Regions from separate parts of the Homo sapiens genome. Here region 2 is linked to region 1. The links are chromatin contacts, found by Hi-C in ENCODE. All regions are on one chromosome and are shown on one strand. Each heading gives the region's core, a stretch centred on a gene start or an enhancer-like site at or near the end of the contact. The rest is flanking DNA. Distances are from core to core; before and after follow the strand shown. Region 1 holds the start of C11orf42 (chromosome 11 open reading frame 42). Region 2 holds the start of TRIM3 (tripartite motif containing 3).

The links. A loop is a pair of places that touch in the nucleus more often than their neighbours do. Pooled maps may share reads with other maps.
Region 2: a loop to region 1 is called in a pooled map, with 2.6 times the contacts of the local background. The contact joins the promoter of TRIM3 here to the promoter of C11orf42 in region 1. A Hi-C loop is called at or near these places in 1 of 168 maps with a recorded cell type or tissue (natural killer cell) and 1 of 50 pooled maps.

The regions. Positions count from the first base shown.
Region 1 is chr11:6,204,261-6,206,865 of GRCh38, reverse strand. It overlaps C11orf42 (chromosome 11 open reading frame 42), which reads right to left and starts at 1,309. Exons shown (of 3, transcript NM_173525.3): 1 at 1,179-1,309. The coding sequence starts at 1,250.
Region 2 is chr11:6,472,613-6,475,217 of GRCh38, reverse strand. TRIM3 (tripartite motif containing 3) reads left to right here and starts at 1,277. Exons shown (of 12, transcript NM_033278.4): 1 at 1,277-1,427. RefSeq lists a silencer at 1,151-1,380 and enhancers at 738-1,676, 1,677-2,605.

The sequences.
Region 1 (2,605 bases), core at 60-2,559:
CGATTTTCCTGACAATTTTCAATTTAAATAGGATAGTGAGTTTTTCTGATACTCAGAGATGGCATAGCTTTCTAATAGTGGGAGACTGTTTATTTTCAATCTAATTCTGCTTGATCTAGTCCAGGACCAACCTTCTACACTGCTGAAACCAGTTGCTCTAATACTTGGGAAGACCTTGAGCTCTCCAGTTTTTGCTTCCCTGGGAAGCTGGCCTTTGTGGTAAGCAGCTACCCTATTTGGAATGGAAGCAGCATGCCATTAAATCTTCTTTGAGTGTGGTAGGCACTGCTTTAAGATTTTTTTTTTTTTTAAGCCTGGTAGGCTGACTTCTATGAATGTTTTAAATTCACCTTCCTTCAAATCACATAGAATCTGATTCTAAATTCTCTGATCTGAAATTTCCAGTCTGCAGCTGAAAAGTGATTTGGTAGGATTTGTTGGATATCTGCAACCCAGATACAGCTGAGATTGTCCTGCTCCTTAAAATATACAAATTTGCCTCAAAATCCAAATTTCTTATTTTGTGGAAGTTAAGGTGGAGGAGATCTGTGAAAGAGTTTCAGATAAAGTTCAGATTCTATAGGAAGCTGGTTCTATAGGAAGTCCTGGTTCTAAGACTAGCCCCTATATCTCTTTGGCTTTATTTTTACCACTGCTTCTTTGAACTCTGCTCTAGAAGATTATTAGGAGTTCTCAAATATGAGTTGTTCTTTTTCCTCTCCTTGTTTTTACAAATACTCTACATTTAATTACTATTAAATTACTATACACTCACCACCCTCCCATGCTCATTAATTCAGGTATTTATTAAGCACTTTTTGTCAGGTTCTCCTCTCCCTCTTTGTGTGAATAACTCCTGCTTGCCTAGCTAGAATGTCACTCTTTCCAGGAAGCCTTCCTGATCTCCTGTCTCACCCCTGACTTAGCGTATCTCCTCTTTGCTCATAATTCCCTATACGTTGCTTTTCAGTGAACCTTTTTTACTGTTTTTGTAGTTGTCATTAAATGGGGCGGTTCGTGCCAATAACTTTACTGCAGTGCCTGGCACATATGGAAGCAGTGAGTAAATGTTGGTTATTATTGTTTTCAGACTTCCCACCCCTTCCTACTCACAAGCTGCTGAGACCCATGCAGGTCACACTTCGTTGCTTCCTCTTTAGCCTCCTTACTTTACCTACCTTATCCTTGATGAGGGTCCAGGTGGCATCAGCTTCATCCAGTGTCAGCAGGTTGGGGGTACCCACCAACATGGTGGGGTATGGGAGGGATTGGGCAGGGCAGTGGCTGCTGCAGGAACCCCAGGCAGCCCAGGGAGGTGAGACCTGAGGTCTTGGGCCCTAAACCACTGCATGACATCATAGAGGTCCTGCTAGATAATTGTACCTTGGATAGGGGGAGGACAGTGACTTTCCTAGCTTCACTGCAGTCTGTAATTCTTACTCTTGAGTCACCTATCCATCCTCCTGCATTAGGGGAAGAAAATGCAGGGTCTGTTAGGGTGTGTTTGTATATGTGTATGTGTGTGTGTAGTTCTTGGTCTGAGTTCTTTAAGGAAACAGGATCAGGCCTCTCCTCCCTTCAGCAGCATCTCTGAAGCAATTTACTATCTTAGCTGCAGATGCTTCTCTGTGAGGTTGGATTGGGGTCCTAAAGGACACGGGAGAAGTACAGTTATGAGCCACCTAACAGTGTTTTGGAAAATGATATGTGACTGACAGTGGTCTGACGCCATAAGAGTATAATGCCATGTTTTTACTTTACTTTTTCTATGTTTAGGTATGTTTTGATACACAAATACCATTGTGTTACAATTTCATATAGTATTCACTACAGTAACATGCTGTACAGATTTGTAGCCCAAGAGCAATAGGCTATACCATAGAGCCTAGCTGTGTAGTAGGCTATACCATCTAGGTTTGTGTAAGTACACTCTATGATGTTTGCGCAATGATAAAATTGCCTAAGGATGCATTTCTCAGAACATACCCTGTTGTTAAGCAATGCATGACTATATAGATCAGGGCTTATACTGAGAACCAAGCAGTGGTCCCAGCCTTGGCTGCACTTTGGAATTGCCTGGGAGCTTAAAAATTACTGTTGCCTGGATCAATTACTGGTGCCAGAGATTCTGATTTAATTGATCTGGGGTGTGCCTGGGCATCACAATTTCTAAAAGCTCTTCAGGCAATTTTAATGCATAACTTACGTTGAAAACCATTATTAATGGGTGGGTTACAATTGCAATGAAAACCAGGTGTGTGTAGGAGGTTGCTGTGCTGAGCAGTGTGACAATGTGGAGGGTAAGAATATAATTGGGATAATGTTGCCTTAGTAACGAGAGAATTTTCAGGAAGCCAGAATTACCCAGGTAAATTTGAGAAAAAATTTCTTCATGCTCCACTCCCTGTCCTAGTCTGATTTGTGCCTAGTAGCTAGATAAGAGCTGGAATATTAGCTATGTGTTATCTCCTTTGCGTCTTTGTCCAGAGATCTCAACTGTGTTTTGCTAAAGAAGAACCATTCTAGAGAGCCTTTCCTGTAGTTAACTTTTCTACTCCGTACCTTATCTGTTCAAGGAGTCCTTTCTCTGAGTCCCTCTGGAGAG
Region 2 (2,605 bases), core at 28-2,527, 270 kb before region 1:
TGAACCTTGTGGAGAGGTCACAAGAAAGATCCCTAACAGCACTTTGGTTTAGTCAGGGCTAGGTGTCATCACCTGTATGCCCTTTGGCCAAGGAAACCAGAATTTTTCAGGATTTTCCCCACCTCTGGAAGGCTGGAGGAAGGGGAAGACCCACTCAGCAGATTCCCATAGTGCAGGGATCCTCACAGGCATGACTTTGCCCTTTGTCATGGATACTGCAGCTCCCAGACAGTCTTCTGGGCTTTGATCAGCCTGCAATCATCTGACTAGAGCTTGATTTTTGGGGCAGGGAAGGTGGTCCTTATATGAGCTGCCACTTAATGGGCCACTGGGGATTTTTCAACATGAAAGGTACCGAGTCTCCAAATGCTGGTTGTAGGGCCTAAAAACAGGGCTCAACTCCAGGTTCTGCCACTTTCTAGCTGAGTGATGAGGGCTAACGTCTGGGGAGCAAGATCCCTATTTTTTCCCATTGTAAAATTGGGCTAATAAAAGATGCTACCTACTGACTATTAAATAATATATGTAAAGTGGCTAGTTCTGTGTCGGCACATAATAACCACTCAGTCCCTGTAAACTGTTACAATTATTTTCCACTTGGGGCTGCTTTTTGCACAAGGCGATGATTCTGAGAATTGTCCAGTGTCTTTGGTGTGAGGAAGGGAGTCGCTGGATGGTCTGAACCAGAATTTCCTCAGGAGGGGGCTCCTGAAGCGCCCAAAGCCTAATCAAATCCCCCACCTTTCTACCCCTTAACTCCTTCTCCCAGAGTTCTGGGTACTGCCCTTCTGCCGCCCAGAGATCGTGCTGAGGTACAGACGGTTTCTACGTCTTCCTGGTCAGCCGATAGACTAGCATATTCCATAGGAGCACTCCAAGGAAGCCGGAAAGGGCGCCTCCAGGAGGCAGGCGGCCCAGACAGGCTCCCAGAGTCCGAAATCCCTGCTGCCCCAGCTGCCTTTTCTTGACGGAGTCTCATCTCAATCCCTGAGACCGACTACACCGCCCTTCCCGGAGCCGGAGGCAGCTGGCGGAGATCCGGGATCCGAGATCCGGGATCCGGCTCGCCGGCCCGCCGGCTCCCTAGCAGCACCAAGGAGGCAGCGTCCGCAGGAGGTGGAGGCGTTGGCGGGGGGGCGTGCGGGTGCGGTAGGGGTGGGCAGGCGGGGTGGGCGGGGCCTCCGCGGCGGCGGGCGGGGCGTGGGTGGGTCTTCCCTACTGGAGTCACCCCCTCCCCCGGCCGGTCCGCAGCCCCGCCCCGGCCCCTCCCTCCGGCCTGTGCGGCTAGTCCGGCGGCGGCGCCGGCGCGGGGACAGGCGGAGGCGCGGGCAGGGCCGGGCGGACGGGCGCTGGCAGCAGTAGCAGCGCCGCGGGCCCTTCAGAGTGGCCGCAGTCCGAGCTTTGCCCTCGCATCCTGTTCCAACGCGGTGAGTGCGACGGGCGGGCCCCAAGGGTGCGTTTGTATTCCTGTCAGCCCGGGTCTGGGTCGGAGCGTCTGTGGGTGGGGGCACAGATGATTTTCAAAAGCTGTGCCTCTCTCTGCCCACGTGAGGCGTGTCCATGTCCGTGAGAGCAGCAGGGGGATTCTTCGGGCTGTGGCTGCTCACGTGAGGTCCCTGTTTTGAGGCGGGGAGGCGCGGGTGGATGGGTGATGGTTCCTTAGGGGAGCGCGGGGTTTGGGAGCTTGTGTGTGTTGGCGGAGGGTGCTGAACGCTGCGGCCGAGGGTGGTGGTGGTGGTGCGTGCTGAGTGGGACTCTGGAATATTGTGGCCCATCTTGTCTGAAGGGCTCTTTTCTCCCTGGTGCAGACACCTCCACCCCTTGCTCCCCCACCCCCACCCTACCCCACCCCCCGCCCCTTCCATCCTCTGGTACCCACAGGCCCACCAGTCAGGATGGAGGACACCCTTTCCTCCCCATGCACTGCTCTGTGGACAGAAAGCCTCATGTGGAGGCTGTTTTTTTGTAGGAAAGGACCCCTCTGGTTCTCCTGTAGCCTGAGCCCTGCCTGGAGGACCCCAGGCCCCTCCCTGGTTCTGACCTCCTCCCTTCTGCAATTGGCTTCAGATCCTGGGCTGCAAACCTGCAGGGACAGATGGTTGCAGGTTGGAGGGGCAGGCTGCACCCCAGGGAGGTCAGTTCGACTGAGGGCAGGCCCTGGGCTTGTTCTTGGTGTGGGGGTTCTCTGATGTGGACAACAGAAACTCAGGACTGGCCCTAGCAGGAAGATCACATCTGGGAGGTCACAGCAGGTGCAGAAAACATCACAGGTCTCCCTTGGCCAGTCTGTCTAGCTCACTGGTGCCCATTCATCCCCTAAGCAGGGGATGATTTGCTGCAGAATTGGAATCAGAGCTGCAGGCCTGACAGTAGCCCTGCCTCCTTGGGCTTGTATGCCTCCAGTGACAGAGCACTTGCTACTTTCTGCTGTGGAAAAGCTTCCTTATATTAAGCAGAGGTCTCTCTTCTTGGGACTTTATTCACTTGTCTTGTTACTGCCATTACTTTTGCATCTCTCTCTGATGAAAGGGAACTGCAGAGATTTAAACAGAGCTCTCCTGTAACCAACATATACTGAGTACTTCCTGTGTGCCAGGTACTGCCA